Regions from separate parts of the Homo sapiens genome. Here regions 1, 2, 3, 5, 6 and 7 are each linked to region 4. The links are chromatin contacts, found by Hi-C in ENCODE. All regions are on one chromosome and are shown on one strand. Each heading gives the region's core, a stretch centred on a gene start or an enhancer-like site at or near the end of the contact. The rest is flanking DNA. Distances are from core to core; before and after follow the strand shown.

Region 1 (3,059 bases), core at 233-2,732, 4.5 Mb before region 4:
ATTTTTTTACTTACCAGGCTAGATTAAGAGACTCATGAACTGCATCACTGGGATGTGACAGGATTTATGACTATGGTGAAGTAGTCTGAGGCACCTGGATGAAAGGTGGTTATAGTGAGTTATGTACACAATTCCCACACATTTTAAACACTTGATTCCTACAGAGCTATCAAACTAATGGAAGGCAAGTTACTCAGAGTTTGGTTGACTGATACCTCCAGGGATTGCATTTTCTAAATACAGAGCTTGCTTTCACAATTTCAGCAGGATACAAGAGTGTTCAGAATTGGGGGTTTACCATTCAAAGGGCAGAGGCCAGAGACTTGAATTTACAAGGAGGGTCCTCAACACAGACATCGAGATTACAGTACATTAATTTCTCTTGCACATGAAGAAGTTGAGGCTTCACAATTTCAGCATGACCCAGTATAGTTGCAACATCTTACCCATCACTGGGTGTGTATCTTCTGTGTACACTGGCCCTTTCAACATCTAAGGCCAGGCTAGGTGCTCATAGCAACTGGCTCCCCAGGAACTAACGAAAGAGAAAGCAAGAAACAGTGGAGGGGTTTTGGTGATGGTGGAAGGCAGGGGAGATAGAAGTGGGGGTTGCAGAAGGTCGTGGTGAGGCAGAGTGGCAGACAAATGGGGAATGAGAAGTCTTGCCAAGCCCAGAAGACTATCGTTGTGTAAACACACAATATGCTTCAGGCTATGTATTCTGGGCAACAGTTCCTGCCCTAAAAGGTGTGGACATTTAAATTAGGGTAGGATTGCGCATTCTGTGATAGAGACTGGCACAGAGACAAAGTGGAACTCCTCTACGTTGGGGAGGGGAAAACATACATTAGCCTGTTTTGAACCTTAGACCAAGACAAGACAAACACACAAACACCATTTAATTTCATACTGCAATAAAATTCTTTGTACCAAACCATGGGATCAAAATTGTTACAGATACTCAGTGAACAGTTCCAATGCATTCATTCATCCAGTCACTTACTCCACAGGGGTTTGAGTGCCTGCACTTGGTGCTGGGCACGGCTGAGCCATCCCAGACGCCAAGGAGTTTACAGTCTAGTCCAGTCAGTGACGAGGTTAAAACGAATTCTCGCATCATTGCTACTGCGAATGCACCGGGACAGGATCAGCCCTTCAAATTCTCCCACGTGGTCCCTGCAGGTGAGTGTGGGTGTGAGCGCTTGCGGCCCGTGGTGTTTGGGAGTGAGAGAGCACGTGTGTCAGAATGGCGCCTGTCACAGTGCGCGTCCAGGTGTCTCTGCAGTACGCCTCTCCATAGCCACCCGAGCCGGGCTGTATGGGCTTGGCTAGGCTTATGTCTCCCGCCCACGCACCGGAGGCGGTGCGGAAAGCACTCCGCGGGCGCGATTGTGAGTGAGCGCGGGCGCGCGCGGGAGGGGCGCGCCGCGCTGGCTGGGCCGCGCGCAGGCGCAGAGTGCGGAAGTCGGGCCGCGGCCGCCGCAGAGCGCCGGGGGCGGGAGGAGCAAACGCAGGAGGCCATGGCCGCCGACGCCGGCGCCGGCTGCTAAGGGGCTCGGCCCGCGAGCGCCTGCTGCCGCGGACGATGGTGACCGTACGGGCCGGGCCGCTGCCGCTGCCGCTGCCTCCGCCTCCCCAGAAGCAACATCCGAGGCTCGGCGCAGAAGAGCCGCCGCTGTGAGCCGTGCCGTACCGGCCCCCGCCGCCGCCCGAGGAGAACGGGAGGGCGGGCGAGAGAGCCGGGGAGTTGCGGAGCCCGCCCGCCGGCAGCGCCGCTCCCCAGGGAGGGAGTCCGCAGCCTGAGGTGACCACGCCGCCCGCCCGGCCCCTTCCCATCCCCGCGCCCCCCGGCCGCTTCCCACGGCCTCCCTCCCCTCCCCCATCGCGTCGCAGGCTCCTTCCTCTTCTCCCTGTTCGCCCCTTTCCTTTTATCTCGCTTCACCTCCCTCTTCTCCCTAGCATTGGAGGAGTCCACATCCCCTCTTCAGCCGCAGCACCCCTCCCTCCCATCCTCTAGCTCTTCCCGCGGTGGTCGCCTCCCTCCGACCCTGCTCTCCCCTCCTGGGCCCCGCGCAAAGCCCCCTCTGTTCCAGCTCCCGGGCCTCGGCTGCCTCCCCGCCCTCCCATCCCTTCCTCTTCCCAGGGCCTGGAGCGCTCCCTTACATTCCTGAGATGCCCTTCCTCGGGGCTGTCCCCCTTTGCCTCCCCAGCATCCCATTTCTAGGCCTTTTTCAAGACCCTTCCAGAGCGGCCCCTTTCCAGCTCCCTTTCTCGTTTCCATTTCCAACTTTGCCTCTTTTGCCTCTTTGTTCACTTTGCTTCCAAGCTCCCCTCCCTCTTTCCCTTCGTCTTACCCTGCTTTGATCTACGCAGCCCCAAACTCAAGCTCCCCGCTTTCAGGTGGTGCGAGGTTGTTTGGGGGTGCGGAAGGGCCTGCCAGTCCATTTTTCGAGGGGGGCCCATTGCTCTGCATCCCGTCCGTCAGTCCCTTTTATAGTAAGAGGGCTCCTCATCCCTTCCTTTTTGTCCCCGTGGTTTCCTCTGTCTTGCCATCCCTTCTGTCTTCTCCCTCCAATACTGCTTTCCCCACCCAAGGACCCTCAGACCCGTGAACCCCCTTTCTGGAATGAGTTCCCTTTCTGTTCGGGGATGCTGAACTTCGCCCGCGTTTTTCTTCGCGAGCCTTTTGGTACGTGGCGTGGCGCGACAGAGTCAGCACCCTTGGCGAGATAGGAGGGGAGCTCTCGAGCCTCTTTCCTGGAAGAGTTTTTGCTGAACGTAATCTCTTAGCCCCGCGGCGGCGGCGGCCCGGTTGCTGCTGCTACTGCTGCTGCGCTGCCTGCTTGCCGCGAGCTGGGTTGGGGTTACTGTAGTTCAAACGCATCTGAGATCTGCAGGCGTTGTGGGAGGAGGTGCGGGGAGAGAGGAAGGGGCCTGTGCAGTGAGCAGGCATCAAAGATTAGTGGATGGCCTTGCGTCGCAGTCTGCAGTAAAGAGGAAACTAGTCTGAAAGGGAAGGAGAGGACTGTGTGTCTTTTTATTTTTTAAAATACGGAGTG
Region 2 (3,541 bases), core at 41-2,540, 4.5 Mb before region 4:
GCATAAAAACGTTACGAAGCACCTATCCCACAAGTGGAAATTCCAAGTTGGCAAATGCCTTAAAGGGCCAAGCGAAACAAACACCATAAAAATTGTAAATGCATATGTCTTTAAGATTTGTTTAAAAGTTACTGAACCTTATTTCATCATTAAGACCGTTCACACCAATGAAGCAGTGTGATATAAATGCATGAGCTATTTTGCTTTCACATTTAACCTTCTTTCTTAGTATTTTGTATCATTTCAGATCCCATCAGATTTATAAGCTGAAAAATGATTTGGGGTGTGGGGAGGAGTGAAGTTGGCAAACCCAAACAAGCAAGCAAAGAATACACTTCCATATGGTCAACCTAGGGTCAAGAATAGCTGTTTAGGTTGGAGTTCTACCTAACATACTGTGTTGACTTTGCCTAGTCAATCCACCTCTTGGCCTCAGTCTTCTCAACAAGATGAGGCTACTAATATTCACTGGACAGGAGTAGTGTTAAGGTATGAAGTAACACCTGTGACAGCACTTTGTAAACTGTAAAACACAATACAAATGGTGTTCATGATGGAATAAAAACATGCTAAACAATTATCTCATTGAAGCTTCACAATCCTGAACCAACAGCTGTTGTCCTCATTATACAAATGAGAATCCTGAAAAGAAATTAAACTTGCCCGGGACCACAAACCTAAAAAGTGGCAAATGAAGAAATTTTAAAGTATAGCAGTAAAAGTAACACTTTGGGAATTAACGGGAGGTTAACTTTCAACAATCCCAGCAAAAGATAACCGTGAAGCACTAAGAACTCCGGCGAGAACCGCACACCAGCAACAACTGCGAGGTGGTGCAGGGTCGGGGGCTGTGCTAACTGACTTAGGGGAGCATTAGGAGGCAGGTGGAGGCTCCAGAACCAAAAAGGCCGGGATGCCTTCAACAAGGAGGTTGAGGGGAGGGATGGACAAGCCTGAGAAGACGGAGGAATGAAGTTTGGGGACGCAAAACCCACTGGGAAACAGAAAGCCCTCCAAATAGGCTAGACTGCTGGATGGGAGGACAGCGGCCCCCGCGACTAAGCGGGCCGGGGCTAGGGGCCTGGGCGTCAGACTAGGACAGACACTATCCCCAGCCCGCCGCAGTGCAAGCCACGCCGCGCGGGCCGCAAAGCCACTGTCCCCGAGCCCCAACAGCGTCTCCAAGGGCAGCGCGCCAGGGTGCCCCGCAACCCCTCACCTGGAGCGCGGTGGAACCTGCGGCAGCGGACGCAGAAACCGGCCGCTGAGAGACCGAAAGCGACCGGAAGTGAAGGGCGGGACCGGAACCGGCTGAAAAACCGGAAGTGGGTGGTTTGAAACGGAAATATGTTGGGGACGGAACAACTGCTTCCTTTGAATCTCTTCGGGTGCTAATCAAATGGCCGCTGTAAGGGATCTCCACAAAGCCACGAAGAAGCCAGGCCTTTCCGAGACTGTAACCGCTGTGCAGATAGCGCCGATCCCTGGGTGGCCGCTCTCTCGTTCTGCGCGTGCGCTCGTTCTGGGCTGGGAGCGGATGGGTGCTGAGGCGTGTGACGTCTCTAGTAGTGTCGTAACTGGGTGTGCTGCCTTTTCCAGGTGTACTGAGGTCTTCGTGAGATTCAGGGCTAGGACTCGTGTGGCTGTGTCATGTTCCGAATGAAGCTTAAAAGGTGATCTTTGAGAACTGAAGACTTGAGACCCCTCCATGGGCCCAGGGGCTGCCAACACTAATAATTTCAGAGACTTAGAATCTGAGGAGAATCTCCAATCTAAGGGGAAACGGAAGAGGGTCAGGAAAGAGAAGGGGCAAGCTTAAGTGACTCAGAATCCAAGAAGCAAGTCTCATAGGAGAGCTGCGATCGAGGTTACCATACAGTATCCAATCGTCTCAACCTTCCCATCCATACTTCCATGCTGTCTTTCCTCTGAATGCAAGGAAAACCGGTTACACAAACGCTGACAAAAGAATGTCAGACTTGAATGGAAATTCGGAGCAGTACCCATCTGGTCCATACAGCGAACTCCCAGTGAGCACCACGGCAATGTAACTAATTCATGTTTCCCTCTTGGCAGTGCGGGAAAGGCAGCAAAGAGCCAAGTTTTGTATCTTAACAGTTCTTTAGTTAAGAGGCACACGCTATTTTGCATTCTTCCCTACTTTTGATAATTTTTGGCTGCACTAGTAATGCATGAGTATCTGCTCATTTAAAAAACTCAAACTTTTTCAGTGAAAAGTATGCCCTTTTCTTCAGAAAGTCTTAATTAAAAAAAAAAAAAAAATCATTGCCCAGACCAACATTTTCAAGCATTTTCTCAAATCGTTTTCTTGGAATAGCTGCATAGTTTTGGGTCTTACATTGAAGTTTGGTGCTCATATGTGGGAGCTAAAAAAAAGTTGACTCCATGGAGATAGAGAGTAAAATTGTGGTTACCAGAGGCTGGGAAGGATAAGGAGGGAGAAGGAGATGAAGAGAAGTTAAAAGGAGCGAAAATATGGTTAGACAGAAGGAATAAGTTGTAGCGTTCCACAGCACAGTAGGGTGACTATAGTAATCAATAATTTATTTTGTATTTCAAAATAGAGGAGAAAGGTTGGGATAGTCTCAACACAAATGATAAATGTTGGCCGGGCACAGTGTGGCTCACACCTGTAATCCCAGCACTTTGGGAGGCCAAGACAGGCAGATGACTAGAGGTCAGGAGTTCAAGACCAGCCTGGCCAACATGGTGAAACCCAGTCTTTACTAAAAATAAAAAAAATTAGCTAGGTGTGGTGGCATGTGCCTTTAACCCTAGCTACTCGGGAGGCTGAGGCATGAGAATCACTTGAGCCTGGGAGGTGGAGGTTGTAGTGAGCCAAGATCATGCCACTGCACTCCATCCTGGGTGATAGAGCAAGACTATCTCAAAAAAAAAAAAAAAAAAAAAGAAAAGAAGAACTTTTGCCTCCTGTTGCTCCCTGGAGCCTCTCTTCTAATGTGTGGAGGATAATATACTTGTCCTTCATTCATGCATCTCTGTAGCAGCTAAAGATGCCTGGGAATTCCTCCATAGATTGTCAGGTCTGAGAGTCTAAATAATATATGGAAACAATTTCACAACATCAGATGACAAACTGTTAATATTACTGTGACCACATTTACTTTGGAAGATAAAAGGACATTCCTGCACCTAGGCCAGAAATCCCCCACTACTCTGCTTTTATCTCCATCTCCCCCAGACTTTTTTCTCCCCTTTTCTCTCTCTGGCCATTTTCTTTCTCTAGCAAGTGTGTTCTCTTGCCCAGCTCAGATCTACTCCCCTCAAAAAGCTTTCCCTCTCTTCCCAGTTGGAAGACAATCCTCTTCAAAAATTTAGTTCCCTCTAGAAGTTTGTCTCTCTCTTCTAATACCTACTCCTTTGCCTTTATCTTGCCTGCAGTAAGAGAGCTGAAAATATTTAGAATCTGCCCCACATGACAGAATACAGGTTCTTAATGAAGCATGCCCAGTTACTGCCCTTCTCTATTCAGCATGCTTTCCCCAAACTACTACTTAAA
Region 3 (3,073 bases), core at 13-2,512, 3.5 Mb after region 4:
GAGCCCAGGAGTTTAAGGCTGCAGTGAGCTACAATCGCCCCACTGCACTCCAGCCTGGGTGACAGAGTGAGACCCCACCTCTACTCTCAACTTCTGTAAGTTCAACTTGGTTAGAATCCGCATATAAATGAGATAATAAAACAGAACTACCATATGAGCCATTATCCCACTTCTGGGTATATATCCAAAGGAACTGAAATCAACATTTCGAAGGGCTATCTGCACTCCCATATTCATTGCAGCATTACTCACAATAGCTAAGATATGGAAATAACCTAAGTGTCCATCAACAGACACTTGATGGATAAAGAAATTATCCATCAACAGACACTTGATGAAGAAATTATCCATCAAATTGAATGCATAAAGAAAATGTGGCATATATACACAACAGAATACTATTCAGCCTTTAAAAGGGGGAACATCTTGTCATTTGCAACAACATAGATTGAATCTGAAAGACATTGGGCTAGCTGCAATAAGCCAGGAACGAGGCTTTTTCAGGTGAAGGGATTACAGAACTTCCCTTTCCCAGGGATCTGCAGCACGGTGTGAATGAGAAGTGAAGGAAGAAGCGGTGTCAATGAGAAGTGAAGGAGGAAGCTTGGAGGGTACGGGGACTGTTGTCTCAGTGGCTCATAACCAAGGGCAGCGGGGTCACAGGCCTGGGTATTTGTCACCAGATGGGCAAATCTGGATCCTCTGGCCTGGAAAAGCTCTCAAACCCTCCCAACTCTCAGGAAGACCTCAGGGCATTCGAGCAGGGGAAGAGATGAGGCAGCAGGCCTTATCATGGGGGACATAAGGAGTGGGGGTCAGGAGTAAGGTGCAGGGTTAACAGGACTGAATCTCTGGGGGCAATGCCTTAGTTTTAAGGCTGTCTGCATTTTCACTCCGGCGCTTGGAGGGAGGGCAGGAGAGTGCAGACGTGAGATTAATCTCTCCAAAAAGGGCCTGGAGCAGAACAAGTCTTTAGAGGCCACCCTCATTGTACAGACCAGAATCCCATAATTAGTTACTTTGGAAGGCTCTAGTGCAGAGAACCAATTCTAGAGAACGGAGTGGCCACCCCCATATCTCAGCCAGACCCGCACACCCGTAGCTGGGCCAGGAGGCTGCAAACAGACTCTTAAAAGAGGGTGCACTCACCTTTTTCAGGTGGGCTTGCGCAGGGGCCGCGAGAAGCAAGCCCAGGGCGATCAGGAGGGGAGCCTGCATCAGGGACTGCATCGGGAAGGGTGGGTCAGGGCGGAGTTAACTGCAAGGTCTGTGGCGGCAGAGGTGCCTTTAAATGCCTTCCAGTATTGGTTACGCAAAGAAGCTGAGTCCAGTCACTGGCAGGTTCGCCCTGCCCCGTCCCGGCCAGAGACTTCCCGGCCGAGAATTGGACCGATTCCTCCCGGCTCCGCCCCCTCGCTCTTTTCATTGGAGCCTGTCTCTCTAGCGTAGGTGTCAAGGCCTTCCCTCTCTGGGGCGTAGGCGGAGTTGGAAGAGAAAGGGGCGGAACTGAGCGCGGCGGGGCTGAAGGCGGCTGGAACGGAAGGGAGCTTAGCACGAGGTTGGGGCGGGATCACGAGGGCGGGGCGGAGCTGCGCGCGCGGGAGGGGCGGGGGCGTGGCGCGAGGAGGGGCCGAGCGGAGTCGGGGGCGGGGCGGAGCAGAGCTCCTGGGAAGGGCGGGGCCGGGCAGGGGATGGGGCGGAGCTGTGGTTTGTGAACTCGTGCCGGGGCCGTCACCTTTGGAAGGACCTTTGGGAAACCGCGGATTCAGTGTTTTCATCCCCAAGTCCTTCCGGACAAAAATGTCAGACTCTCTGCCATGTTACGCTTCCCCATATGTGTGTCTTTTTTTTTTTTTTTTTTGCTTTGAGACGGACTCTCGCTCTGTCGCCCGAGCTGGAGTGCAGTGGCGCGATCTCGGCTCACTGCAACCTCTGCCTCCCAGGTTCAAGCGATTCTTCCGCCTCAGCCTCTCGACTAGCTGGGACTACAGGCACGCGCCACACGCCCAGCTAATTTTTGTGTTTTTAGTAGAAACGGGGTTTCACCGTGTTGTCCAGGACGGTCTTGATCTCTTGACTTCACGAATCCGTATCTTTTTAATAATTATAACCGTTATAAAAACTAACATTTAGTAACTGCTTGAAAGCATGCTAAGGACGCACAAGGGAATGCTTTTTTTTTTTCTTCCCCAATTTTAGCACTGAGGAAACTGATACACAGTGAGGTTAGCTCTGCCAAGGTCGCACAGCTAGGAAGGAATAGAGCAAGACTTCTTTTTAGACACCCCATCAGCCAAGATTTTGTCAGGTTAATATACTAGTTGGAGATTTGCTTTTAGAAAAAACAGGGATGTTGTTACCAATACCGCCAATTTACCACAGGATTGTAAACTACACAAGGGGTGGCATCATGATGCAGGCACTCATTTATACCCAGTGCCTGATGCATAATAGACAATCTGTTGAGTACATGAATGCATGTGTAGAATTTAAAACTCACCTGATCATCTTTTTTAAAGTAAACTTTTTATTTTGGTTTACAGAAAAGTTGCAAAAATACTACAAAGTTCTGTTCGTTTCCTCTATTGTTGATAAGACACCCGTGGCCTGGCCGGGGGTTCAGACTGCAGACCCAGAGCTTGTGCTTGTGCATAACTGGGGGGCACTGCCAGCGACAAGGAGGTGGCAAAAGAATAAAAAATTAAAAAATTTTTTTTAAATCTGAGGGCATGACATTGGTACACTATTATTAACTAAGCTCCATACTTTACATAATGATCCTCCCATTCTGATCAACTCTTCCCTTTCACCTAGCCCAACTGAGGTAGGAGAATAGAGTCTGCAGGCAGGGAACCTAAGGCCATTTCACGCTGACTTCCTAGAACTAAATCGAAAGGAAAACCCTAACTTTCCACACCTAAGTAACAAGAGGACCAGAGGCTACTCTCTTTACAACCCCCCACCTTTTCTGTGCAGCAGATGGGAAATTGAAAGTACATTTCGATTTCTATGCTACATTTCAGTTTATATGTTAAAATTGCATAGAAGTGCAACTTTGTAACTTCACTTCAGC
Region 4 (3,077 bases), core at 334-2,833:
CGCCGCCACACGCCCCTCAAGTCGCCGCAGGCCCCTCACCCGCCTCACATTTTCCGCCAACCTCCTAACTGGCTCCCCCAGCACACTCGCCATCGGGCTCCTTCTTAAGGCGGAAGGTGCCCGGGATCGGGGAGGGAAACCACCGAATTCGATGACACGATGGGTTTCTTCTCCCCACAACTGACCCCTCAACCCGTCTCCAAATGGCGATTCTAAAGCCCAATTTCATCTCCCCGAGAACAAAACTTGTTAACTTTTAATCCCCGCATCCGTGCGGCCAGCATGTACTCCGCGCCGGGCACTGGGTTGCCCGTGACATATGCTCATTAAACATTTACAACATGGGGACGCTCGCAACGCTACCAAAACGGGGAGCGCCGGGCGGGGTGGGAAGAGGGGCTTCCAGAGGAAGGTTCAAACCAGAAACCGTCTCTTACACCAGCATGCGGTGGGGATCGTTTCACTGAAACCAGCGCCCACCCTCTGCCGACGAGGTAGGCCCGAACCACACCGTTGCCCACTAACCGCTGCGGCCCAGGCGGTGGCCGTAGCCTCCCGGAGGCCGGGCCCTCGGGCAGGGGCAGGTCCCTGAGTGTACGGTGGGGGGGAGGGCGCGGCGACCAGGATCAACCAGGAGGCAATTTTAAAAAGTCCCGAGTCACCATGACCGGTAGCAGACCCCGGGGCCCTGGAGGTGCTGGGGGAGGGGACTCCCATGTCCCCGGAAGAGGCCCCCGGACCCAGGAGGGCAAGGAGGGAGACCCACCTGGGGGGGACTGTCCGTTCACGGTGGTCAGGACCGGCGGCAATGCGTTCTTAGTCCACGGGTTCACCTTGGGCGGGGGGGCTTCCACGAAGTCCCGGCGCCCCGCGCCCGCGGCTCCGGCAGCTCCTCCGCCAGCGCCTGGCTCGCCGCCGCCCTCCTCCCCGTCGCTGATGGCCGGGCCTTCGGCGCCGGGCAGCTGCAGCGGCCGCGGGCTCTCGCGCTCCTGCTGCCCGGTGCCCTCCTTGTGCGGCTTGGCGCAGGGCGGCCGGGGTCTCCGAGCGCTGCCGTCCGGCTCCCCCCCGCGGACGTCGTTTGGCCCGGGCTCGCCCTTGCCCTCGGGCGCCGGCGGCGGCTTCTTCCTCACCAGCCCCCCGTGCTCTTCGGCCTGCAAGAGCGTGGCGCCCCCAGGCAGCAGCGGCTCCACCTGAGTGGCCATCTGCGCGCCCGCCCCCCCGGAGAAGCCGGGCGCGCCCGAGGCTGCCTCCCCCGCCTCGAACTTGGCTAGCAGAGCGCCCGCGACGCCTTCCTCCGGGGCGCTGGGCCCCAGTCCCTGCAGAGAAGGGTCGGGGTTCACGCGAGGTGCGGCCCCCTCCCAGTTAGATGCAGCCGCCGTAAATCCGAGGCCCACTAGCGGGGCGGGGGGGGAGGAAGGCCCCCCACTCTGCAGTCCAGGCCTCCTAGGCGTGCGTCCCCCCCCGCCCGTTCCTCGCAAGACGCCCCCACCCCGAGCCCGGCAGGCTTCTAGTCCCGTCCCTCCCTCCCCCCCGCCCCCGGGGCGGCCCGGGCTTCCCGGCTCGGGGGCTGCAGCAATATGGACGGACGGGGGAGAGGCGCGGCGAGCCAAGCAGACCACGCGATCCGCGGCAGGCGGCGGGCGGGCGCGCGCCTCACGACGCGGCGGGCGAGGGGAGGGGACGGCGCAGCGGGGGCGCGCCGCTGGCCGGGCCCTGGGCGACGGGCGGGCAGGAGGCGGCGGGACGGCGCGCGCACGGCTACGCGGTCCTGCCCCTCGCCCCGCCCCTCGTCTCCGATTCCTCAGAGCACCTCCCGGGCTGGGGGTAGGGACGCTCAGACCGGACGGGGGCGAGCACGTGCCTGATGCAATTCGGGAGTTGTCGGTGGGGGCGCTGACGGGGATAGGAGAGAAGGCTGGGCGAGGAGGGGAGGTATCTTAAAGGGCCAGCGCGTGAGAGCGGCCTCAGGTGGAGCACATGGGACCCGGCCACGCGGCCTGCCGGGCCTGCTCGTGCTCTTTAGGCTGGGTGTCAGATTCAGGGGAAGGAGCCATTAGTGTCATTCCTGACTTCTAGGAGGCCGAAGGGAGGACCCTCATCCGCCCCGAGGACGCGCCAACGCCGCCCCCTCCCCTGTGCCCGGCGGGCCTGGCCCCTTCGGTCCCCGCCCGGGTGACCTTGGTTGGGTGAGCCGTCCGCACCTCAGTGGGTTGTGCTCCGCGCCTCGCCGCCGCTGGGCCTGGCCTCGACACTACCCGGAGATGGGTTCAACTCCGGGCCTGGAAAGCGAGTCTTTAGCCCTTGCGGGCAGCCGGCGCCTAGGAAGTGGGAACGGAATTACTAAAGCCCTCACCCAGGCCAGGCCCTTCTCCCCGCCGCGAAACCTTGTATTTATGGGCAGGAAATGTCTTTTCTTTCAAGTGGATGTCGTTTTTTTTCTAAAGAATTGCTTTGGGCGGAGTTGAACCGTCCCTGGATTGGGACTTCTGAGATCTGAGATTTTATCCTGGCCCTGCCCCCTTACCATCTCTGCAGCAGTGACTTCCAGCTTCGTGGGCCTCAGTTTCTCTATTGTAAAATGAAGGAGCAGTGTATGACAGCAGTTTCAAACTTCAGTGTACATTCGATTCAATACTTACTGACCTCGTACTGTGGGGGCCTTGCAGGGTTCTAGGAAACGGGTTTGGTATAAACTAGGCTAACAAAGTCCCTATCCTCATGGAATTTATTCTAAGGTGGGGAAAGAGACAATAAACAAGTAATAAATTATTGTCTAGTATCTATGAAGACAATAGTTAAACTGTGGTAATCAGTTAGACTAGATGGGCTACTTTTGTTTGGGTGATAAGGGAAGACTTCTTTGAACGCAGATGCCAAAGTATTAGGAATCAGGCTCGGTCTGGGACTGGACCCAGAAATCTGCGTGTCTAGCAAGATCCCTTTGGTGCTTATGACTTCACTTGGAGAAGTCCTGGCTTCTGACTGGCTGTGATCCCACGTGCTCACATAACATAACAGCCTGGAATGTTGGCCATCTCCAAAACAAGAATTAGAGCACACGACCTGCTGGATCTAGG
Region 5 (3,096 bases), core at 161-2,660, 3.1 Mb after region 4:
TGTACTTTTTTTCCCTTCTCAGTTCTGCACTTAACTCGTCTAAAAAAATTAAAAAAGAATTTAAGAAACCACAAAGCTAAGCTGGGTGCGGTGGCTCACGCCTGTAATCCTAGCACTTTGGGAAGCCAAGGCATTCGGATTGCCCAAGCTCAGGAGTTCGAGACCAGCCTGGGCAACATGTTGAAACCCCATTTCTACTAAAAATACAATAAATTAGCTGGGTGTTGTGGCATGTGCGCCTGTAATCCCAGCTACTCTGGAGGCTGAGGCGCGATAATTGCTTGAACCCGGGAGGCAGAGGTTGCAGTGAGCCGAAATCATACCACTGCACTCCAGCCTGGGCGACAGAGTGAGTGAGACTCTGTCTCAAAACAAAACAAAACAAACAAACAAAAAAACCGGAAACCACAAAACTTTTTGAGGACAAGGACCAGGTATTTATTAATTCTCATACCTCCCAGAGTGTTAGGCACAAAATAAACATTCAACCAAGACCTGTTGCACTGAGCAGTTCATATATAACAGGAGTGACCCAAGTTGAAACGTAGAATCAGCCCTCTCATACCACTTTTTGCCAGGTGATCATAGGCAAGTTACTTAGCATCTATGTTTCCTTATTATTAAAATGGTCATAATTACAATGCCTAAGATAAGGGGTTGCTGTGAAGATTATTAAATCCTCAGTAAACTTTGGCTATTGTTACTCCTATGATTATCATCAATATCATCAATTACCTTATCTGTTCAATACTGGTGGCACAGGTCCACCAGCTAGATGTCTAATCCCTTATGTGTCTATTAGTGGTACAAGTGGAGTTTGAGTGGGATTTTTTTTTTTAAGACCAGTTCCAAATCATCAAGGATGATACCACTAGTAGCAGCTTGTCTTGTCTGTACAGTGGTAAGTCCTGGCCTTGCCTTTGTGGCAAATACAACCCCCTTGAATTGCTTGGCCCTTCTCAGCATTGCCTAATATTAGGGAGGACTCCTGTAAAGCTCACTGGTTAGAAGATCAAGACACTTGGGCCTGGTTCTGCCCCTGGGGGCCATTGGGTAATTCCTTGCAGTCTCCAGGCCTCACTTGCCCTCTGAACAAGAAAGAGGCTGTTCTGGGTCATCCCTCCAGGCCTGTCCAGCCCTGGCACTCTGTGAGTCGGTTTAGGCAGCAGCCCCGGAACAGATGAGGCAGGCAGGGTTGGGACGTTTGGTCAGGACAGCCCACCGCAAAAAGAGGAGGAAAGAAATGAAAGACAGAGACAGCTTTGGCTATGGGAGAAGGAGGAGGCCGGGGGAAGGAGGAGACAGGAGGAGGAGGGACCACGGGGTGGAGGGGAGATAGACCCAGCCCAGAGCTCTGAGTGGTTTCCTGTTGCCTGTCTCTAAACCCCTCCACATTCCCGCGGTCCTTCAGACTGCCCGGAGAGCGCGCTCTGCCTGCCGCCTGCCTGCCTGCCACTGAGGTATGTGTGACCCCCGCCCAGCCTTTCCCTTCTATAGTTGCACCAACCCCGACACCCCCGTTCACGCCGTCAGCTCGTGTGCAAGGGAGGGAAGCTCTGCTGAGGATGCGCCTCTCCTCCCGGCTCCATCACGGCTCCCCTTAAGAGCATGGCCCTCGGTCCTGTCTGCCTGTTGCTTTTCAGAAGGTGGACTCACTGTGTAACTTTGTCTTCCCTTACAGGTTTACAGAAAATAATCTCACTATGTCTTCGGGGGAGCATTTTCTCACTCTCTGTTTTTCTCTGTGTCTGTCTCTGGTTTCAGAGGCTGCCTGCCTGTCCTCTTTGCTCCCTTTGCAAATGTGGCAGCCTCCTCCTTTCCTGGGAATCTGATCCCATCACAGCTGCCACAGGGACCTGGCCAGCAACCGGAGTCTGTCCTCCAGATCTCGGTCAGGGGTTCTGTTTTCCAAAAGGGACTTTGCACGAACAATCAGTTGATCTCTGAAAGGCAAAGGGGGAGGCTTCACCATTAATCCACACCTCTGGGAAGCCTTCTGTTTTCCTCTAATTCTCCTCACTCCCAAACACCACCTTCCGTCCCCCCAATACACAAATTTCAGCACCATTCTGCCTGAAATGGCACCATCACAACCTCAGTCTTGGGTTAGGTGTTGTTCCTGTCCTGAGTTCCTTGGGATGGTAAACACAGGCAGTAGCCCTTAGTTTATCTAGATCTGAAAACCCAGACATCAGATATCGTCAACCAAGACATGGGTGTAATGGGAGGTGGAGTGTGCTGGGGGAGATATTCTCAGAAGGGGGAAAGGGGGAAGGGAAGAGGGAGAGAATTCCAGGGTCCCCTTCCGTAATCCACCCAAGACTAGTGTCCAGCCTGTCAGGGTGTCAGTTCTTCTTCAGACAAATCCACTACCTTTCTTCGCCGCCACTGGCTCCGTGAACTGGCTGTCAAGTGGACTTCCTTAGGGAAAGGGACTCCAAGGACTCCAAGGGAAGGGGGGCACTGGGATGAGTTATGTCTTCCAGGATTCCCAGTCTGCCCAAAAGGGAACAGAGAGGCATGCATTTTCCTCAGGAAAGGACAGCATTTTTTTCATTAGAGAAAATGTTTTCTCTAGTAATGCTTTAGAGTTAAATTTCTATACGCCCCAAGTGCTGGTGGTTTAGTGAGAAGCAAAGCAGAAGTAGGACACAGGCTTCGGGCATGCATTTTATGTGTGATCTTAGGTAAGTGTCTCCCCTGGATTTAGTGCCCCATCTGTAATGAAAGAAGGCTGAAACTGAAGGCTCTTTGGGGTGCTTTGTGTCCTCTAAAATATTCAAAGGAAGATTTCTTAACCAGGGTCTATGGAGTGGTCTTTGAATGGGCCTCAAGCCATCTCTAAGCCCCTAAAAATTGTATGCACTGTGTGTGTGTGTGTGTGTGTGTGTGTGTGTGTGTGAGAGAGAGAGGGAGAGAGAGAGAGAGAGAGGATGAATATGGGTGGTCACAGCTTTCAGCTTTAAGATATTCTCAAATGGATTAGAGGGCATGACGTGGGGATGGAGTGAGGACTGGTAACAAATGTGTGTATTTGCTGGAGGATGAAGCCTTCTGAAAAGGGAGTGGTTGAGGAAAGAGAGAGTTAACTCTCAG
Region 6 (3,528 bases), core at 60-2,559, 3.5 Mb after region 4:
GTGGCTCACGCCTGTAATCCCTGCACTTTGGGAGACTGAGGCGGGCGGATCACCTGAGGTCAGGAGTTTGAGACCAGCCTGACCAACATGGTGAAACCCCGTCTCTACTAAAAATACAAAAATTAGCCGGGCGTGTGGCACGTGCCTGTAATCTCAGCTACCCAGGAGGCTGAGGCAGGAGAATCGCTGGAACCTGGGAGGCAGAGGCTGCAGCGAGCCGAGATCGCACCACTGCACACCACTCGCTCTAGGTGACAGAGCAAGACTCAGTCTCAAAAAAAAAAAAAAAAAAAAAAAATCCTAATAATTTAGGTAAAATGTAAAATGGAAGCTACCCTTCCTTGACCACAGTAATTTTAGTCCATTCTCTGGAGATGACAACTGTTATCAGTTTGTGCTTTTCTAGGTACTTTTTCCTATGCATTTTTTTATCATTAGTAATAGTTGGCCGGGCATGGTGGCTCACGCCTGTAATCCCAGCACTTTGGGAGGCTAAGGCGGGCAGATCACCTGAGGTCAGGAGTTCAAGATCAGCTTGGTCAACATGGTAAAACCCTGTCTCTACTAAAAATACAAAAATTAGCTGGGCATGGTGGCACATGCCTGTAGTCCCAGTTACTGGGGAGGCTGAGGCAGGAGAATTGCTTGAACCTGGGAGGTGGACGTTGCAGTGAGCCAAGAATACACCACTGCACTCCAGCCTGGGTGACAGAAAAGAAATAGTTTAGTTTGGATATTGGTATTTTACCAAATGCCTTTCCATCTTTGTACATAAAGGTCTACTTCACTCTCTTAAACATATGAATGAAATGACATAGTATTATGTCCCTGAGTATATCCAGCCAGTCCTCAGTTTACAGCATTTCCCTACTGCAAATGGTCCTGCCCTGAGCATCCTGTGCATCCTCCTTGTCCTCACTAATGGGTACTTATTTCTGTTCACAGTGCTACTGTAGAATTAGGAGCATGCTGCGTGCAACTTGGGAGATGGCTGAGCTCTGTCATTCTCTGCTTTCAGGCAATCCCGCCCTCTCTTTTACAACCACCCTTACACTGTCTGCTGAAGAACAGGGGATGGTGTGGAGGGCTCCAGGTTCTCACCCAGGCCTCCTGAGCAAGGGACCCTCCTTTCCTGCTCTCCAGAGAAGCCCCCTCCATGACCAGAGCTAACAGCTGAGTGTGTCAAACTGCCTCTGCCCTGCCCAGAGCAAACAAGCCGGACAGGATCGACAGAAGATGAGATAGCAAGATGACCTCACTCTGCCCCTTCTTCCCCATCCACAGCATGTCAAAACCAGAAGGGCTCTTACGTATCCCATTGCACAATTCCATGCCATGCAGAGGAGGGTACAGAAGCACAGAAAAGGAAGAGTGTCCACTCAAGGTCACACAGCAAGCAGATGGCAAGCTAGGACCTTGGCTCTGGACTCTCAATTTGCCATTGGACTGTGAGACAGGTATCCAGGCGCTCAGCCTCAGATGGCAAGCTAGGACCTTGGCTCTGGCCTTCCAGTTTGCCATTGGACTGGGAGACAGGTATCTGGGCCCTCAGCCTGTCTCTTTCCCCACCCCCATCCAGCTACTGACACCATTTTCTGTCCAGCTCCTTCAGGGTCCTGCCTGCCAGGCTGACCCAAATGCTAGAAATAATGTCTAGTGCTTTTGCCAGCTCCAGGCCCTCTGAGGCAACCAGAACTAGCAGACACCCTGGGAAGCTGATATGGGACAAGAAAACGGGAGCCCTAGGGAGGAAGAAAATAAATAAGGTGTATTAGAAAGGCTTTCTCTAGGCCTCAGTGTCATCGTCTGTGAAGTGAGGCCTTGCACTCAAGGCCCTTCTGATGCTTGTCTGCTGTGGTCTGGCTCACCAGGTGCAGGGGTATTTAAGAAGGAAGTGGTCCTTTGCTCCCCTGAGACACCTCATCAGTTGGTCAGATAGGAGCAGTGGAGACCACATCCGCCCCTGACTTGTGTGCTCTGGGGGTCCTGCAGGTGTTCAGAGCATAGGCCGTGTCCCCGGTGCAGCGGAGTGGTGCAGCCTGGCACTTCTAACTTTAAGTTGGTTGTACAATCACATTGGACTGTCCTCCAGCCAGTGAGGAAATGTTGACCACACACTATATGATATGAAGGGGATGAATTAAATCTTTAATGTCCCTGGCAGTGTTTGAGTTTCAATGACATCAAATTCAGGCATTACTTTGGCAGAATATCTCTGCCCATCTTAGAGATGGGGAGGCTAAGGCCTGTATTTATGGTGTTCTGTCTGAGCTTCTGTAATTCGGGTGTGAACACTAACATTTCTCAACAGCCCTGATCATTTAGGCCCCGCCCTTCCTCCCCGAAGGCCCTGGAGTGGGGCCCCTTGGGCCACACTCCCCGCCTCCTTCCTGCCTCTACCCTCGGCCAATAGGCTCTGACTGTGGTTACTTAGATCCCAGCACTAGTGGTGCTGGGCCAGACACCGGAAAGGCAGCTCTGATATTGAGGAGGGTGTGACCTGAGCCCCTTGAGACTTAGAATCACCTCTCCCCTACAGGCTCAGCTACTCAGATAAAGCTGACCCTGGCATCAGGGGGACGGAAAGGACTCTAGCCTCAGCTGTGAGTCTGGATTCTCCCCAGGGCTCTGCTTCCCTGCTTTGCAGCTTCTGACAAGTTATCTGCCCACCCACCTCTGGGCCTCAGCTTTTCTATCTGGAAAAAGGAGGTGGGGATTGGAGTCAGCTGCCTCCTGGGGCCCTTCCAACCCTGCTCTGGGTTCCCGTAAGCCTTCCTCAGCCAGGATAGGTGTGATAGAACTACATGCTCAGAGGAAGCCAGGCCTGTGATGTATGGGACACGGAGGAGCTGGGTGAACTCTTAAGGAGTCTTCTTTAATTACTAAATTCTCTAAGTTAAGCAGGAACAATGAGGACACAAAGCACTTAATCAGAAATACACAAGCCTTGAAGGCTGACAAACAGAATGGAGTGATGGCTCCCAAAGAGGGCTAGCTCAAGTCTCTGCAGGACAGGCTGAACCTCCCTCAGGGCTACTCTTACCTTCCATCCTACTAGGATTCCCAAGGTAGGGAATAGCTGGGCGGCTTCTATCCAAGTTGCTTCTGCCTAATTCACTCTTGCCTGGTGAGGCTCAGAATTTGAGGGTAGTTGGCCGGGCATGGTGGCTCACGCCTATAATCCCAGCACTTTGGGAGGCCGAGGCGGGTGGATCACTAGGTCAGGAGATTGAGACCATCCTGGCTAACATGGTGAAACCCCATCTTCACAAAAAATACAAAAAAAAAAAAATAGCCGGACATGGTGGTGGGCACCTGTAGTCCCAGCTACTCAGGAGGCTGAGACAGGAGAATGGCGTGAACCCAGGAGGCAGAGCTTGCAGTGAGCCGAGATCACGCCACTGCACTCTAGCCTGGGCAACTGAGCAAGACTCCGTCTCAAAAAATAAAAAATAAAAAATAATTTGAGGGAAGTTTAGGGGTCTATCCCAAAGGCTTGAGTATGTGACTACAGCCATTCACCCCAAA
Region 7 (3,206 bases), core at 686-3,185, 3.7 Mb after region 4:
TCTAGACAGAGGACTCAGTTTACCTATCTGTCAAATAGGGGTTTGTTATCTATGGGCTCCATGGTCTCTAACAGGGTGGAATGTCCTGAAGACAAACCAAGACTTCAAAGAATGGAAGAGGTGGGGGCAGTCACGACTTTATAAATAAATGAGTTTTCTCACAAATTGGAACTGTTAAGAAAAAGGATCCAGAACTAGGAAATCAGACAAAAAGATGACTGAGTGCCATTTTTTTATGTCAAGCTTGAGAATTCCCAGCGGACACTTTGAGAAATGAAACTGTCTGCCCGGCTAAGGCCAGACATGCTATAAAAACAGCTGAAATAGTGTGGAAACAAAATGCAAGTAATTAGAGACCAGCCATTTTTAGGTAGATTTTAGTTTTCAGTGGGTAGAGGGTGGGGGTGGAGAAGATGTGGGTTGGGAATAGGAAGAGAGCCCTGCAGGAAGAGAATTGGGAAGTACAGGCACAAAGAGCAGGAAGAAAACTGGCAGGTGCGGACCTGATGGGTGGAGACGATGCCTGGGAGCTGCTATGTAAACCAGGGCCAGGATTCCCAGTTTCTCTGTAGGATCCCCCAGTGGTGAGACTCAGTGGTGCTTTGGAGTTTGCATCGCTTCCTCCCTCCCTCCCTTCTGAATCAAGGCATAAGTGTAATTCTTTTCATAATTAAACTAGAATGAATATCGTTTTGAAGATCTGATAACACCGTTGAATTAACTGAAGGAACCCTAGGAGGTTACAAAGCCTTATAGGAGAATCCCCAGATTAGGTATATAATTTGGGCAAGTATCTGTGTGTGTATTATTGCGAAGTCACAGTTGATTGATGGGTCTCTCTTCTGTAAAATGAGGGTGTGTATTAAACAGTTCCCCAAATCCTTTCCCCTAATTCTTTTTGAGGATGAGGGCCTGTCAATGACTAAGTTTTCAACAGTACCAGTGAAATGGGTCTTTTGCAATAGGTTTTTCATAAAGCTATATTTAGTTTAAAGAGCTGTTCTTTATTCCAAGGTTAGACCTTCCACTTTTTGGAATTAAAATTTAGCTTTCTTTCTTTTTAAAAATAAAAGGATAAGCTTTTAAAAAGCTTTCCTACCCTTAAAGCAAGTTTATGTTCCTTACCGGTCTAGGAAATCCCAGTCTGTTGGGATTATCTAGCCCACATATAAGTAGGTAGGGTGGAAGGCGGCCTCTGGATTTGCCCACCCGGGTTTGAATCTTGATTCAGCCCCTTACTGAGGTCATCTAACCTTTTTGTGACTCAAATATTATTTAAGAAAAGGTAGTAAAACCCACCTCCCTAGCGTGATTGTGCGAAGAAAATAATGCACGCAAAGCATCTACAATGTCTGGAGCAAAGCGTTTACGATGTCTGGGAATCCTTTACAATGTCTGGAGCAAAAAATGTTCGCGGTAGAGTCTTTATGGGTCTTTTCAGCTCGGAATTTCTATAGCTTTGTTAAGAAGAGTCCTGGAGTGCCCTGGACGGAACTCTGGGGGCCTGAGCTCCAGCTCTGGCTTAGGGCCAAATGCTTACGTGCCTTTTGGCAGGTCCCCTCCCTGTTCTGGCCTGTGTTCCCCTCGGCACAAGGAAGGGGCTGGGTGGTCTCTGTGGCTCGCCTCCGCTCTGAAATTCCGGCTTTCAAGGTGGCCCCAGGCCTTCGACAGGGGCTTCCGGCGCTGGGAGTGCGGCAAGGCGCCGCGCAGGCCCGGGACGGTGGCCCCAGGGAAGTCGCTCCTAGAGGGGAAGGCCGCCGAAGGGACGAGAGACACCGCGGGCCCCCGGAACCGCAGGCAGCCGGTGTTTACCTCGCTCGGTCCCACCCCAGGCGGCCGCGGGCCCGCCCGGAGCGCGCGGCGCGATTGGGCGAGTGGCCTGCCAGTCTCCGGGGACTTTCCCAGGGGTGGGGCGGCCCGGCCAGGCCCCCGGCACTTCCTCGTCCTCGGCCCGGGTGCCCTGCCCCCGTCCAGGAGCCCTAGGAGTGCTACGGGGGGCCGGAGCCTTGCCCGGGCCGCTGCCCCGTCCCTGGATTCGGGGCTGGACGCAGCAAGCGGGGCGCTGTGTCCCCAAGCTCCCCGTCCTCGGGTAAGCCGGCCGGCCCGGAGCGGGGATGGAGGGGAGGAAGGGAGGCCAGGCCCAGATCGTCCAGAGCCTCGGTGGCGGCGGGGAGCGAGCTGGGGAAGGTGGCTTGTGCACCCAGGCCCGGCGCGCGGGGTCCCGGGGCGTCTCCGCCAGCGGCCAAGCCGGGCTGAGCCGCTACTCCCTGCTTGGCGCTGGGCCTGGTGGGGGGCGCGCGTGCGCACTGCGCGGGGTAGCACGCCTGGGAACGGCGTGGGGCGGTTGTAGAGAGCGCAGACCCTCCGGGTGCGGGCGGCGCTGCGGCCCTTTGGGTGTCTATCCTGTGGAGACGAGTTGCCTACGCGGCGTCAGGAGTTTTCGTATCAAGTTGTGGAAGCAGTGTACATATGTCACGAGGAGGAAAATAATAATTTTTATTGGGCGCTTTCCAAGTGCTGATCTTAACGCTGTACGTGTATTAGACTCATTTAATTGTCACTTCCATCCTAAACATTAATATTGTTATTATCTCCATTTTATACTTTAGGAAACCGAGGTACTTGGAGCTTGAGGTCACACAGCTGTGAGTTGCAAAGTCAGATATGAACTCAGGCATTTGGCTCCAGAGTTCCTACTATACTATTTCTGTTGAACATATTTTGTATGCACATTGTTGGAGGCATTTGTGTGCATGTGCAGGATGGATGAGTTTCCAGGAGTGCTTCTGGGGATGGAGTATGAAGGCTGAGCTTTCCACTGTAGGACATTTGTGTGCACGTGTGCATTGTACATTCATTGTGCGTACAGGAGCAGATGGGAATTTTGTGCGACTGGGTGAGAGATTGTGTTTTGGTAGGGGGAGGGAGGGACTTTTGTGGATGATGCAGAAGAATCAGCAACGTCCTTCCCCACCCCCTTGCAGAATGACAGTGCAGGGAAATGTGTAGATTCCTAATGCATCATTTTTTTCTCACAGTACGGTCAAAATGGGATTTAATCAGCACTTACTCATTTTCCAAACAATGGGGTGTGATAGAGGGGAATTCGGCATCTGATGAGAGGTCAGAAAAGGGGACTCAGAATGTTTTAAAAAAATCCTTGACAAAGGAGGGTAGAATTGTATTAGGAGGGTAGAATATTAGTA

What was found. Hi-C counts contacts between places; a loop is a spot of excess contacts on that map. Pooled maps may share reads with other maps.
Region 1: a loop to region 4 is called in a map of CD8-positive, alpha-beta T cell, with 8 times the contacts of the local background. The contact joins the promoter of RNF145 here to the promoter of LARP1 in region 4. A Hi-C loop is called at or near these places in 2 of 168 maps with a recorded cell type or tissue (CD8-positive, alpha-beta T cell and naive thymus-derived CD4-positive, alpha-beta T cell) and 11 of 50 pooled maps.
Region 2: a loop to region 4 is called in a pooled map, with 6 times the contacts of the local background. The contact joins the promoter of UBLCP1 here to the promoter of LARP1 in region 4. A Hi-C loop is called at or near these places in 6 of 50 pooled maps.
Region 3: a map of CD8-positive, alpha-beta T cell shows a loop between it and region 4 (6-fold over the local background). The contact joins the promoter of GM2A here to the promoter of LARP1 in region 4. A Hi-C loop is called at or near these places in 2 of 168 maps with a recorded cell type or tissue (CD8-positive, alpha-beta T cell and ascending aorta), 1 of 37 single-sample maps with no recorded cell type and 15 of 50 pooled maps.
Region 5: a loop to region 4 is called in a map of sigmoid colon, with 7 times the contacts of the local background. The contact joins the promoter of SPARC here to the promoter of LARP1 in region 4. A Hi-C loop is called at or near these places in 2 of 168 maps with a recorded cell type or tissue (chondrocyte and sigmoid colon) and 4 of 50 pooled maps.
Region 6: a map of naive thymus-derived CD4-positive, alpha-beta T cell shows a loop between it and region 4 (6-fold over the local background). The contact joins the enhancer-like site here to the promoter of LARP1 in region 4. A Hi-C loop is called at or near these places in 1 of 168 maps with a recorded cell type or tissue (naive thymus-derived CD4-positive, alpha-beta T cell), 2 of 37 single-sample maps with no recorded cell type and 8 of 50 pooled maps.
Region 7: a pooled map shows a loop between it and region 4 (6-fold over the local background). The contact joins the promoter of TNIP1 here to the promoter of LARP1 in region 4. A Hi-C loop is called at or near these places in 2 of 37 single-sample maps with no recorded cell type and 7 of 50 pooled maps.

Annotation. Positions count from the first base shown.
Region 1 is chr5:159,207,976-159,211,034 of GRCh38, reverse strand. It overlaps RNF145 (ring finger protein 145), which reads left to right and starts at 1,482. Exons shown (of 11, transcript NM_001199383.2): 1 at 1,482-1,804. It overlaps LOC107986468 (a long non-coding RNA gene), which reads right to left and starts at 3,008. Exons shown (of 2, transcript XR_001742943.2): 1 at 2,355-3,008; 2 at 883-1,176. RefSeq lists enhancers at 1,010-1,109, 2,697-2,816, 2,927-2,976, 2,716-3,059 and silencers at 1,280-1,569, 1,610-1,799.
Region 2 is chr5:159,261,039-159,264,579 of GRCh38, reverse strand. UBLCP1 (ubiquitin like domain containing CTD phosphatase 1) reads right to left here and starts at 1,290. Exons shown (of 11, transcript NM_145049.5): 1 at 1,220-1,290. RefSeq lists enhancers at 1,050-1,557, 1,314-1,623, 1,654-1,723, 1,558-2,065.
Region 3 is chr5:151,251,374-151,254,446 of GRCh38, reverse strand. GM2A (ganglioside GM2 activator) reads right to left here and starts at 1,262. Exons shown (of 4, transcript NM_000405.5): 1 at 1,150-1,262. The coding sequence starts at 1,230. RefSeq lists a silencer at 1,302-1,651.
Region 4 is chr5:154,753,883-154,756,959 of GRCh38, reverse strand. LARP1 (La ribonucleoprotein 1, translational regulator) reads right to left here and starts at 1,583. Exons shown (of 19, transcript NM_033551.3): 1 at 767-1,583. The coding sequence starts at 1,202. It overlaps LOC112267936 (a long non-coding RNA gene), which reads left to right and starts at 1,940. Exons shown (of 2, transcript XR_002956231.2): 1 at 1,940-3,077. RefSeq lists silencers at 506-615, 896-975, 1,016-1,425, 1,466-1,805, 2,056-2,205.
Region 5 is chr5:151,685,229-151,688,324 of GRCh38, reverse strand. SPARC (secreted protein acidic and cysteine rich) reads left to right here and starts at 1,410. Exons shown (of 10, transcript NM_003118.4): 1 at 1,410-1,460. CLMAT3 (colorectal liver metastasis associated transcript 3) reads right to left here. Exons shown (of 5, transcript NR_109873.1): 4 at 2,374-2,496; 5 at 415-1,943. RefSeq lists enhancers at 642-1,469, 1,470-2,299.
Region 6 is chr5:151,213,177-151,216,704 of GRCh38, reverse strand. All of the region lies in intron 1 of CCDC69 (coiled-coil domain containing 69), which reads left to right. The region is part of intron 2 of LOC105378230 (a long non-coding RNA gene); the gene reads right to left. Among named protein-coding and RNA genes, the nearest start is that of CCDC69, 9.2 kb to the left of the region's middle. RefSeq lists enhancers at 1,758-1,817, 2,168-2,217, 2,998-3,077, 3,088-3,137. Within about 2 kb of position 1,309, at least 11 of the 41 ENCODE cell types and tissues checked have a DNase peak (open chromatin) inside an H3K27ac peak, as active enhancers do.
Region 7 is chr5:151,079,763-151,082,968 of GRCh38, reverse strand. TNIP1 (TNFAIP3 interacting protein 1) reads left to right here and starts at 1,935. Exons shown (of 18, transcript NM_006058.5): 1 at 1,935-2,089. RefSeq lists enhancers at 1,341-1,400, 1,115-1,825, cis regulatory regions at 1,366-2,135, 1,635-2,423 and a silencer at 1,701-2,370.